Linked DNA regions of Homo sapiens: region 1 is linked to region 2. Evidence: chromatin contacts called from ENCODE Hi-C or POLR2A ChIA-PET data. All regions are on one chromosome and are shown on one strand. The core of a region is the stretch at or near the end of the contact, and the rest is flanking DNA. Distances in the headings are between cores, read along the strand shown.

Evidence for each region. A loop is a pair of places that touch in the nucleus more often than their neighbours do. ChIA-PET counts read pairs that join two places held with the same protein, here RNA polymerase II (POLR2A). Pooled maps may share reads with other maps.
Region 1: a loop to region 2 is called in a map of sigmoid colon, with 2.4 times the contacts of the local background. The contact joins two enhancer-like sites. A Hi-C loop is called at or near these places in 4 of 168 maps with a recorded cell type or tissue (MCF 10A, heart right ventricle, right lobe of liver and 1 more) and 4 of 50 pooled maps. POLR2A ChIA-PET finds 5 or more read pairs at or near these places in 1 of 52 experiments (MCF 10A).

The regions. Positions count from the first base shown.
Region 1 is chr15:83,928,907-83,935,615 of GRCh38, forward strand. All of the region lies in intron 17 of ADAMTSL3 (ADAMTS like 3), which reads left to right. Among named protein-coding and RNA genes, the nearest start is that of ADAMTSL3, 280 kb to the left of the region's middle. Within about 2 kb of position 2,170, at least 4 of the 41 ENCODE cell types and tissues checked have a DNase peak (open chromatin) inside an H3K27ac peak, as active enhancers do; they include right lobe of liver, where a contact is called at or near this core.
Region 2 is chr15:83,842,065-83,848,755 of GRCh38, forward strand. All of the region lies in intron 7 of ADAMTSL3 (ADAMTS like 3), which reads left to right. Among named protein-coding and RNA genes, the nearest start is that of ADAMTSL3, 190 kb to the left of the region's middle. Within about 2 kb of position 2,852, at least 5 of the 41 ENCODE cell types and tissues checked have a DNase peak (open chromatin) inside an H3K27ac peak, as active enhancers do; they include right lobe of liver, where a contact is called at or near this core.

The sequences.
Region 1 (6,709 bases), core at 920-3,419, 86 kb after region 2:
AATATGAACTTGAGATTCTTGACCATTTACTTTTCAGTACTTGATGAATTTGTCCTAATCATGTGTAACTGCCACTGCCTTAATTCAGATATGTTTTACCTGAACTGTTTCACAAGTTTCTAAATGAACTCTTGACTCTCCTGTTTCCTGCTCTGATCCATGTGCACACACGACTATGAAAGATCTTTATCTTTCTAAGTTGCAAAATGACTGTGTGTGCCTCTGCATGAAACCTTCAACAACACTCCTTTATCTATGGATTAAAACCCACATTCTCTACTTTGGCATGTGTTTCTTTTGCCGGGGCTGCCATAACAAAGCACCAGAAACAGAGTGGCTTAAAGAACAGAAATTTATCATCTCCCAGATCTGGAGACCAGAAGTCCAAAATTAAGGTGTCCGCGGCGTTGATTCTTTCTTAGAGCTGTGAGAGAGCCTTGGTTCCATGGCTTTCTCCTGGCAGGTAACCTCTGGCATTCTTTGGCTTGTGAATGGCATTGTCCCTGTGATTTCATATTGTTTTCCTTCTCTGTGTCTTTGTGTCCACACTTCTCCTTTTCATAAGGACATCACTTATATTGGAGTAGGGCCTACTCTAATGACCTCCTCTTGATCATCTGCAAAGAACTTATTTCCGAATAAGGTCACAGTCACAAGTACTGGGGGTTATAACTTCCACATCTTTTGTGGGAAGGCAATTCAACCTATAACAGCATATAAATGCCTTTGTGACCCTGGATCCAACTCTTAAACCACATCTCCTGTCACCTCTACCACACACACACACACACACAGAGAGAGACAGAGAGAGACAGAGAGACAGAGACAGACACACACACACACAGAGAGACAGAGAGAGACAGAGAGACAGAGACAGACACACACACACACACACACTCAGACTCACCCTAAGGAACTTGCTCAGCAGCCACAGTAAATTATGCACCATGACCCACACTCCTGCTCATTCATGCCATTTGGACCTTTGCACACACTATGCCCTCTGCCTCTTAGAGACCTTCGCTACTATGACATTAGTTAATTCTCTCCCATAAAAGTAATCATTGGCTCACTTCTCACTGGTAAAATGAAGTTCAACAGAATGTGAGATAGGATCCTTACCTGAGACACTTGATAGCAAGGAACTCTCAAAAGTCAAAAGAAAATTGGAAATGGATCAGGGACATGGGATAAAGCCTCAGTTCCACGTCTCTCAAGGAATTTCAGGTGAGTTCCTTAGCTCTCTGGACCCTGTTTCTTAATATGAATAATGAAGAAAGGTGTTGGACTTTATGATCACCGAGGTCCCCTAAGCTCCAGTCTTTCATTTTTGAGTAGTGCTTTCAGGTTGCATTTTTCACTCATGTCTTCAAATTATGTCTAGTCCTTTTGTAACAATCCTTATGTCCATACCTGAGTAGTGTGACGTGCTTGGGGTTTTAGTTCTAAGGATGACAGCCTTGGTTTGACCTGCCCAGGAGGTCAAGGCAGGGTTGAGTTTAGTCAGTGCTCTTCCATTGCCCACCAAACCAGAACAAGATTTAGCAACAAATCTAGAAATTGTTTCTTAAATTTACTGAAGAAAGCTTACTGGTTTATTCATGCATCAGCCTGTGTACTGTATCCCCTTTCTCTCATCACTGTGCCTCAGCAAGAGTTCTTACACATTCTCTTCCTCAGCAATCTCTTGCCCACAGAGCTTCCAAGCTAGGAATAATAGAGCAGACAACATGTCTTGGCCACTTTGCAAAATTAAGAGTCTGTTTTTATGTGAAAGGAAATACTATTCCTCATTTCAAAGTTGCAAATTTAATAAACTTTTCAAAGGTTGAGAGTTATATTGGAAAAAAACCAGCAGAGACAAAGATTTGATGCCAAAATAAAGGTAAGTTTACAAAAATGTTTTAGGTTCTAGAAACTAGTGGTGTAGGAATAACAGGAACAGTGTGTTGCATAATATTTTCCATACAAATATTTACTGACTCCAAGGGCAATAGCAGTAAAATATTACCCCAGGGTGAAACTTACCACTGAGATTGGGTTGAACAGCCAGTGGATCTTTATTTACCCAAAGGCAAATGTATTTGATGTATTAGCCTGGGCTCTCCAAGGTGGGGTGTTGGATGTTTATTTGCTTTTATGGGGTTACTCCCCCTGATCTATCCTATAACTGCTGAGTGCCTGCTATTTATGGAGTTTGCTTTTTCCAGGAGAGAGCCAGCAGCTTGTAGAAGCATGCTGGGTTACATAATGGTCCTGCTAGTCTGAGGAGAGCCTTCTTCTCTAACAGGATTCAACACTGCTAGGGAAGAAAGGAGGAAAGCAAGAGGCAATAGTGATGTGTTTCTGTACCAGCTTGTTACCTATTTCTTGATATAAAAAACAATTCTTTATTGAGTTCATTGTCTGTGAATAAGAAATTGTTGCCCATTTCTTAAATAAAAACAGCTCCATCTCCAGTTCCTTGTGACTATAATTGATTTATCTAGCTATACACTTGCTCAAAAGATGATCATCCTGAAGTCACATCAATAAACTTACAAATTTAAGCTGAATTGTTTTAATCATGAAACAGAAACCTTCTGATTATTTAGCTATGTAGTCCAATTGTCATCCAAATATGACCCATGTATCTACTTTCGGTGACTTCACTCACATTCAAAACTTCTGGAATTTAGATATTATCAATTATAGTCTAAGTAATTGATAGACTTCCAATTAAGATGGTGTTGTAACATCATATTCTGTTCCAAATACAGATCAATGGTAGATGCAGTATAAAAGGGGGCCTATCAAAGACACAAGTAAGAAAACAACTACCTGGGCTAGGAAAGGAATGGAAACATGAGGTGGTGAATGGAGCTGCACTTGTGGTTATTTGGAGCTTGAGGTCCCAAAGCAATTGTAGCAAATGACAGTTCAGTTTCTAAGATAAAAGAAAAATAGTTGATGATTTGGGGAAAGGGAAGAAAATTAAGAAATATGGAAGTAACGTCAGAGAATGAAGATATGAAGTAAACTGTTTACTAAAACTTAGGAAAAAATATCCACTCCTAGTATCAAGAGAAACAAATGAAAATAAATCCCTACATAGATATGAAATAGTGAAACTACAGAAAATCAGGGACGATAAGAAAATCTTAAAAGCTACCACTCATGAAAAACAGATTAACTACAAACAACTTATCAACAACTGGAGTTTCTGGAAGACAAAGGAATAATATCTTCAGAATACTGAGGGAATATCATGATCACCATAGAGCTAAACTTGCTGAACTATTATTTCAAGTATGTGACTGTATACATCAGTTTCTAACCACATGATGGACTTGATATCCTTAAAGGCTTTTTGCTAAATACCTCTAAAATACTGGGTAAAATATGTAAAACATATCTTGAAATGCAGAACTAAGCTTGTAAGAAAGTAAGAGAAATCCTCAGAAGACAAAAACAAGCTGAAGCATTGCCTTAGTGGGGACAGTTGTCAGTCTCAGTAACCTACACTTTTTGGCTTTAAGATCTTTTGCCTGATAGACAAGTCCTTAGACCTTCAGAAAGTAAGGAATAGAATGGAGATTCCCCATACAAAGCCAGGGTCTACCTCAATGGAAAGGCAAATTCAAAAAATGAAATCCATCCTGTAAAGAGAGATTGCAAGGAGAACTATCTGTCTCAGGTCTGCCTCTGAATGGAAGGAATCAGAAAGGCTCCCCTGAGAATCTAAGAGCTACAAGTAGCCCTTTATGTAGGAGTAGGGTTTATATTCACTCTATGTGATCCAAAAAATTAATTCATACTGGTCTTGATAGAGGTGATGTAAATCCTGCAAGGAGGAATGTATCTTCTACCCAGACCTTAAAATTCCCACAAAGACATAATGAGCATTAGCTCATAATCAAAATTTTTTAAAAACACATGAAGAAACAATGTGTGAGAGTCAGTGGGGGAAAAAACAGAATCAGATACACAGAGCATCGTAAATTGGAATTATCAGGTACAGAATATAAACGTATTTATTTAAAATGTTTACATATATAAAACAGGAAATTAAAAATCTACGCTATGAACAATAAACTATCAAAAATACTTGGAAGATTGTTTAGAAGAACCAATTATCACATTGAACCATCTGAAACTTTCTATTTGGTCAAAAATGGTCAAATATTGGCAGTTTATATGGTTCCACTAATAGAATATCTAGAAGTTAAAAATACAGTGATTGAAATTCAAAAGTTATGTGCTGGAGTAAACAGGTAAAATGGAAGAGAGAGCTGAAAAAATTACCCAGAATAAAGCATGGAGAATACATAAAATATGTAAAATATCCACAAAAGGTAGATACAGAGGAAATATTGAGAAGGTTTATCATATATAAAAATGGAGTTTCAAAAAGAAAACAAGAGGTGGCATTTTTCCCCTGCTCTACAGGTCTGTGGAACTTTAAACCAGAGGGGGTGATATAGGATATCTTGCAGAAGAAATTTCTAAGAAGCAAAGCATTCAAGAGGTAACTTGGGTGCCTTAAAAAGCATTTAGTTTTATGCATTCACAAAGAGATGATTTGGAATTGGAACTTATGTTTAAAAGGGAAGCAAAGCATAAAAGTTTAGAAAATTTGCAGCCTGACAATGCAATAGAAAAGAAAAACCCATTTTCTGAGGAGAAATTCAAGCCTGCTGCAAAAATTTGTATAAGTAACAAGGAGCCAAATGTTAATTGCCAAGACAATGGGGGAAATGTCTCCAGGGCACGTCAGTGGTTTTCATGGCAGCCCCTCCCATCACAGGCCCAGAGGCCTAGGAGGAAAGGATGGTTTCATGCTCTAGTCCCAGGGCCTTTGCTGCTTTGTGCAGTCTCAGGACTTGGTGCCCTGCATCCCAGGCATGGCTAAAATGAGCCAACATACAGCTCAGTCCATTGCTTCAGAGGGTGCAAGCCCCAAGCCTTGGTGGCTTCCACGTGGTGTTGGGCCTGCAGGTGCACAGAAGCAAAAATCGAGGTTTGGGAGCCTTTGCCTAGATTTCAGAGGATGTCCAGGCAGAAGTTTGCTGTAAGGGTGGAGCCTTCATGGAGAACCTCTGCTGGGGCAATACAGAAGGGAAATGTGGGGTCAGAATCCCTACACAGAGTCCCCACTGGGACACTGCCTAGTGGAGCTGTGAGAAGAGGGCCACTATCCTCCAGACACCAGAATGGTAGATCCACTGACAGCTTGCACTGTGTTCCTGAAAAAGCTGCAGACAACGTCAGCCCATGAAAGCAGCTGGGAGGGGGGGCTGTACCCTGCAAAGCCACAAGGGCGGAGCTTTCCAAGACCATGGGAGCCCATCTCTTGCATCAGTGTGACCTGTATGCGACACACGAAGTTAAAAGGATATCATTTCAGAGCTTTCAGATTTTACTGCCCAGCTAAATTTTCGACTTGCATGGGCCCTGTAGCCCCTTCATTTGGGCCAATTTCTCCCATTTGGAATGGATGTATTTACACAATGCCTGTACCCCCATTATATCTAGGAAGTAACTAACTTGATTTTCATTTTACAGGCTTATAGGCAGAGGGGACTTGCCTTGTCTCAGATGAGACTTTGGACTTGGACTTTTAGGCCAATGCTGGAATGAATTAAAGCTTTGGGGACTGTGGGAAGGCATGATTGGTTTTGAAATGTGAAATGCACATGAGATTTGCGAGAGGGGATGAAATGATATGGTTAGGCTTTGTGTCCCCACCGAAATATCATCTTAAATTGTAATCCCCATAATCCCCATGTGTCAAGGGAGAGACCAGGTGGAGATAATTGAATGCAGTAATGAAAATTAAACTCCTTTCTCCAGAACTTAATAAGTAAAATAATTCATCCAAAAATACCCCCAAAAATATGCTAAGAAAAGAGAATCACATCAACAAATGATTGGATAAAGAAAATATGGTATATGTACACAATGGAATACTATTCAGCCATAAAAAAGAATGAAATCTTGTCTTTTGCAGCAACATGGATGCAACTGGAGGCCATTATCTTAAGTGAAATAACTCAGAAGTCGAAAGTCAAATTTCACATGTTCTCACTTACAGGTGGGAGCTAAATAATGTGAACCCATGAACATAGAGTGTGGAATAGAATTTGGAGACTCAGACAGGTGGGAAGAGGGTAAAGAATGAGAAATTACCTAATAGGTACAATGTACATTATTCTGGTGTTGGTTGCAGGGAAAGTCCAGACTTTATCACTTTGCAATATATCCATGTAATGAAATTGCACTTGTACCCCTTACATTTCTACAAATTCAATTTTGAAAAAGAAGAGAGAATCATATTAAATTCTCCCACTTTTTAAGTAAAAAAATAGCGGTAATACCCAGTGGTGACAGATTCAGAAAAAAGTTAGGAAATGTTCTTGTAGATAAGCGTCTGTCATTCTGATGGATCATGACTAGTGCATTCACTTGTGATTCCTTTGCCTTTAAAAAATAATGATATTAAAAGAAAAAATAAGTGCCTTATACTGTGAAAAATGATAAAAAGGACTTCATGATTCTAAAAAGAAGAAAGAGACTTATCAAAGAGATAATAAGAGGGAATATTTCAGAATTAATGAAAAAATATGAAACCTAAGAATTGGGAGTCACAGCAAATCCCAAACGGGAAAAAAAATACACACTCAGATACATTGTTGTTAAACTTTAGAACTCTAAAGACAAAGAAAATCTC
Region 2 (6,691 bases), core at 1,602-4,101:
CTTCCCATCCATCTACTGAGAGCTACCTCTACCATTCAATAAAACCTTGCACTCATTCTCCAAGCCCATGGTACTGGAAAAAATGGATCACACATGGGCTTGGAGAATGAGTGCAAAGGTTTATTGAATGGTGGAGGTAGCTCTCAGCAGATGGATGAGGAGGCAGAAGGGGGATGGAGTGGCAAGGGATACAGAAAGCGCTGCGATACCGAAAGCCCTCTGTCCTTGAGAAAAGGCAGAGGTTCTAACTGAGCTGATTAACAGAAGCCACCTGCGGACAGCTAAGCTGAAAGAGCACACTGTAACACATGCTGGAACTTTGGGAGCTGTAAACATTCAACTCTAGACGCTGCCTTGGGGTTGGAGCCCCAAGCTCCCCATAACCTGCCCGTCTGCATGCTCCCCCTAGGGGCTTGAGCTGCTGGGCACGGAAGAAGCAAGCCACTCCTCCTGTTGCATGCCCTGAGAGGGGGATAAGGGAACTTTGCCCCTTTCAATACCTCTTACATACTTTAAGTGTAAATGTGGGTATTTGTAAACATATTTGAAAATCAACAATCAGTCCGTCTGGGGATTGATTTTAAGAGAGCTACTGCTTGGTATGGAGGAAAACGTTGAAAGTGTGAAAACAGAGTGATTGTAGGACAAACCAAAGTTTTAGGACTCAGATCAGTGAACACAGTTTGAAGAGAGGCTATACTGAGAAGTGTTCATCCAGGAAGGCATGTGGATGAGGGGAGTAAGGGAGAAAGACAATAGCCAGATCCCGGTGTAATGGAAGTACGTAGAGTTAGTGTTGGCCTTAGAAAGTTTGGAAATCTCATCAGAAAATACCTCGTTTTGTCAGGGTCCAAGAAAGATTAGAACTTGAGATAATTCTAATTGAACCAGGGTAAATGCCAGATGAAATTGTGCCAAAGGGCAGTCTTATTTGGAGAAGTGTGCAGAAGAGGTACTGAAATGCAAGGTAGTTCATTATTCTCTCTCTCTCTGTCTCTTGATTTTCAGCTTTTGGATTACATATGCTTTTGAGAATCTATTAAAAGTTATGCATTTTCTTTCCAGGAAAATGCATGTGTATTTATAAGCCCCACATTTGCCATTCTGATTTTTTTGTGGGGTTCTCAGACCCCTGATGCCTGTTTAGGACATTCCAGGTTAAGAACCCCTAAAATGTCCTTTTTTTTAAAAAAAATCAATTTCTACGTAGAAAGGGGAACTGGAGGGCACAGATCCTTCAGTGCAGGGCATGAGTGACATGGTATAAGCCAGGAACATCCCACAGGATGCTGGCATGTTATCAGGTTCCGTATGCATGCGCTTGAGCTAAGGCTAAAGGTAGCAAAGATTCCTGCCTGCGTGAAAACACAGTCCTTCACCATCTTGATTCTAATTATGGCCCCATCATGTTTGTTACAGCTCTGAAACTGACCAGCTGAAGCTGTTTTTGGCTGGGATTTTTTCCCTAGGCCATATGGAAGCACTTCCCTATAATCATGCTTTGTGTGAAAGAAATGTAGGAAATGAAGCCATGTCTCCCCCTGAGTGTGCATCACTGGAGCCTGCAGAATCTACGCAGCTCCTACATCCACACCTTGCCAAGAATTCATTCCAATCTTCCCTGGGACTCACCCTGAGTCAGGACATGGCAACGAGATGCTGTTGGCACAGCCCTGCACTGGAGAATGTGCACAAGGCTGCACACAGAATATCATTTCCATCACGCAGTGAGGCAGACACAAGGTGTAAGAGCCTGGAGCCAAAACCTTTGCTATGAAAAATATCAGAAATTTATCCAGATACAACATACAGATTTCCTGTTCAGAGGGAGGAGGAGAGAGACGGAACTGACAACCAACATAAACAGCTTTGGATGTTGGAAAAGGAAACTAGAGGCCACTCAGGTATTAAAGAGAGAAAGCTGTAAAAACAACAACAAACATATCTGTTTAGAGAGTCTTGACTTGGCATTTAGAAACTTAGTTGTATTTCCAGGTTTGTTCCTTATTTTGGTCTTGTCCACATCAGGGCACACGTGTGTGAGGCAAATAAACAAGATCGGCTTGTCTATTCTAAGCTTTTTGTCCATTTTTACATGGTGGCAGCCAAGCCTATTGATACAGTGATACCTAAGGCCAACTGGGAACACCAGCATTTTGCTCAAGTTTTGGCAGTATGAAGATAAACACACACTCTTCTAATGCATTCCTTGACACAAATAGAATCCTGGGCTAGGTGGATCATGGGGCTGCCTCACAGTGTAATTCTTAAGATTTTTTCCCTTCATCCACTGTTCATTTCTCCTTTGACTGTCACTCCCAAAAACCATTTACAAATTTAACTTATTCCATAGCAAGGAAGATTGTGTAGGATATAAAGGGTCTGCTAACATGGTAACATGAATTGGTTTTCATTCTCCTGTCTTCCCACATCATCTCTTTCTACCTCCACATTCGTCTTTCTAGGGTGAGATTCTGGCTGGTCATACTCTTCTATCAGAACTGCGATTGAGAAAGGAATATTCAAACCAAAGACCCTGTTCCTTTTAATGGAATTAAAAGTTTCACCCTCCTCCATTTAATTCAGCAAGGGAGAGTGTGGCCTGGAAGGAAGACTCTGTGACTAGAAATAAAGACTCCTGGGTTCTAGTCCTTGCCTAGCTCTTTTGCATGGTTTTGTTTGTCTTCTGGCCCTGTGCATGAAGAGAGATAATGGAAAAATAGCATGTAGACTGTGTTGCAAAGGAATGTCATAGATTGTATTTTACATGGAGAAGCAGACAGACTGTGAACTCCCTGGCCTCTTCATGAATCACCTTACACCTATGATGAAATCCGCGTCCCTCTCCAAAGCCTTTAAAGCCTGTATCATCTGGCCCCTGTGTTACATCATGTGCTGCCATCTGCTCCTCATTCCCTAATCCCCAGTTACACTGGCTTTCTGGGAGATTCCAGAATGTCAGGTGCCCATTCCCCCGATGGGCCTTTGCACCGACCCATCCCTGAACCTGGACCATGTGTCTCCCTGCTCTTCAACGTAGTTACCTCTTTCTCAACGTTGAGCACAAGTGTCGCCTCCTCAGAGAGGCTTTCTTTGACCACTCTACGTAAAGTAGGCCCTTCTCTTTTCTGTTTAGTTCTTGCTTAGCCTTTAGGGAAAGAAGTGGTTATTTCATTTATTTGTCTAGTTTGCCTCTCCCACTAGTAAGCTTTGCAAGAGCAGGCACCATGTCTATGATGTCCACCATTTTATTCCTAGTGCTAGTGCAGTACTGAACACATCCTAGGAGCTCAGTTAATGTTGAACAAATGAATACATGGCCTTCGCTGGAGATGATTCTGCTTCCTGTTATGATTTCAGTGGGACTAAATGATATTGTGCAATAGAACTGGACTGGAAGCCAAAGACTGGGGTAATAACCTCAGTTTGGCCTCTGACAATCTATCTTCTTAGGCAAGATGCTTCACTTACTGCGACCTCAACTTTTTCATCTGCACAGTGAGCATGGACAATTTATAAGAAATCTTCTAGCTCTGAAAATCTATTAAGTGTGTGTAATTTGTTCATTGTTAAAAAAAAATAGATCTTAGGATTGAATGGAGTTTAGAGAAAGAAGTCCCAGGAACTTATATGAAGCAATTTTCCAAACTTTTAATAAAGGGCTTGACAGTGATGGCTTGTCTTTATTCTTAAAGGGCCCAGGAAATTTTAGATACACCACAAGAATGAGTTGGTGTGAGGTTTCCTCTTATCTCCCATGAACTGCTACTTGGTTGCCTTTTAACATGTTATTGTCACAACCTGCAAGAGGGAGGTTTAGTTTTTGCACTGACCCCCTCATTGGTATGTGAGCTCCTCAAGAACCTCATGCACCTGGCCCAGTACCTGGCACCCAGTATGTTTCCAGTAAAGGTGTGTCGACTTGACCTACACAGAATTGAAGAGCCCACTTAGACCAGCATCCCTATGGAAGCAGTCCTTGAGGAATGTGAATTAAAATCAGAAGCAGCTTATTAGTAGCCAAGCACTGCAACACCCGTGGTCACCCAGGAGACCTGACACCTGCTGACCAGCTGAGAGCACTGGGATTATTAGTAAAAATACTTATTGGGAAAATAATAGTAATAATAATGGCCCCCAGGGTTTGTATGCTTACACTGTGCTATGTATTTGTTATGTGTGACATTATTTATTCTTAACATAACCCTGCAAGGTAGGTACTACTATACCCTCCCCATTTAACAAATGGAGAAATAGGCTCAGTGAAATTAAGCACCTTGGTCAAGGTCTCACAACTGGTGAGTGGTCAAGATGGTTCTGACCTCAGAGTTCATGTGCTTAACCACCCTCCCAAAGTGTCTTCCAAGGACGGCGAGATGAGCATGAGGCGAGAGGTGCACCGAGGCTTAGAGTGGTGGGACAGGGAACAAAGATAGCACAGAAATGGAGTCAGAGGGGAGCAAAGGCTGCCTCAGCCAACCCACCCCTTGTTTCCCCTTGGCAGAGCCCAGCCAGCTCCATGGTTCCTAACCCAGGGTGCACATCAGGAGCACTTGGGGAACTTGTCCCATGTTCTAATCCTCAGGCCCCACCCTAGAATTTTGAGGGGTAAATCTGGGCAATTGCAGGTTGCCAAACTTCCCAGGTGGCCACTGGTGCATGCCTTTGGTTAACGCCTCTGCTTTTCAGTGTCTGATGCCCCACTACAGAGTCAGAAGGCAGATGACTGTTTTATCCTCACCAGCCTCCTGATTTCTTAGAGGCAGTATTATAAAGGGCAGAAAATGAGAGTTACACTATGATGCTCGAGAACATCTGGACAGATATTTGTTATTAGATGCTGTGTGACATAGTCCCATCTCCTGCATGCTGTTCCAAAGCTAGCCCTGCCAATAAGCACAGAGGCATACATTATTGGTCAGTCTGCCTGTTACCATGGTCTTTTGAGGTAAAGGCAGTTTAGGCCAGTAAATAAACATACGTCAGGTTGGGAGCAGATGTTTCTGCATAGGAGCTAAGGGCTGAAGATACTCATTTGCAGATTGAGCAATCAGAGACTTTAGTAATGTGGCCTAACAGCTCAAGGCATGCTGGTCAGTTTTCAGTTTGCAGCCGATTGTTCTCAACAAGGCAAAGCTCTGCTGTGTTCCTTCCTTCTTTTGTAAAAAATTTGCTGTTAATTTCCTACATTTGCTTTTTCTACTTTTGCTTACTGGCATACTGCATTTTTCTCACCCCCATTTGCAAAGTAGTGTATAGACAGTCCTCCAGCTGCAGAATCAGTGTTGCTACCCATTGACTTTTCCTTTTTTCGCCTTCCAAAATCCCCCACTGCTCCTACAGAATGACAGATGAGCTTGAAGCAAACCTTACTATCCTACTTTTGAAAAATTGTGCAGACCCTGTTCTGTACAATACCATGCCAGGTAACTTTTTTTTTTTTTTTTTGAGATGGAGTTTTGCTTTTGTTGCCCAGGCTGGAGTGCAATGGTGCAATCTCAGTTCACTGCAGCCTCTACCTCCTGGGTTCAAGTGATTCTCCTGCCTCAGCCTCCTGAATAGCTGGGATTACAGTCACGTGCCACCATGCCCGGCTAATTTTGTATTTTTAGTAGAGATGGAGTTTCACCATGTTGGTCAGGCTGGTCTTGAACTCCTGACTTCAGGTGATCCACTTGCATCAGCCTCCCAAAGTGCTGGGATTACAGGTGTGAGCCACCATGCCCTGCCTCGGTAACTCTTTTTAGTCTAAGTGATGACAAATAGTTATGGGTGTGTGAGGGAATTAACAAACACTTTTTTTTTTTTCAGTTTACAAAATGTTGTCACAACATTATCTCATTTTAAAAAATGCATTCCTTAAAAATAAAACCTATTTTTTTTTTGCAATTTTCTATAGGGTTCAAATTATTAGCATTAGCATGTATTTAAAAAGTTTTCTTATTTTTTAAAAAAACTACTTTATGCCTTGGGAATGGTGTGTGTGTGTGTTTGAATCTAAATAGCAGAAGGAGAAAATAAATGCAGGTTCTATAAATGTAACATGAAAAATACTCGACAGAAAATTTTGTTCAGAAAAAAAAACCCAACCAACTAAAAAAACACACACCAAAAAAATAAAAAAATAAACAAAACAAAAATAGAAAGTGGGGATGAGGTTGTCAAAGTGAGAGTCACTAAGACATCCTTTTCCTTGTTTTACCTTGGAATGTATATATTTAGGTTGATGTAGTTCCGGTTGAACTTTATAGTGAAAATAAATGATCTGATATAAATTACAGTGCTTCTGGGCTGAAACTGATGTTTATTGATTAGTTAATATTGTGTGGACAATTTATTTCCTGTACATCTTGCTACTTAGCAAAGCTGTGATATCCAGCAGGAAATGAGACATAGAAAAAATATGATGGAACAGCTGGACTTGAGCATTTATGTGTGGGAGGGAAAGTCAGTGAATCTTAGGTCAGTCCAGTGATTGCAAAATCAAACAAGTGAAACCCATAAAATGAAACTCTGTGTGATGAGTGAATTTGAGTTTATACAGCATCACTTGGTCTCATAGTAGAAGGATTTAAAAGTGTAGTTTTGGGTCCTTACCCTGGTTCTAATGCTTAGGAGCACCGTGATCTTGGGCAAGTCACTTTAACCTTATAAAATTTTAATTGTCTTAATTATAGAAATGAGTTTTCAT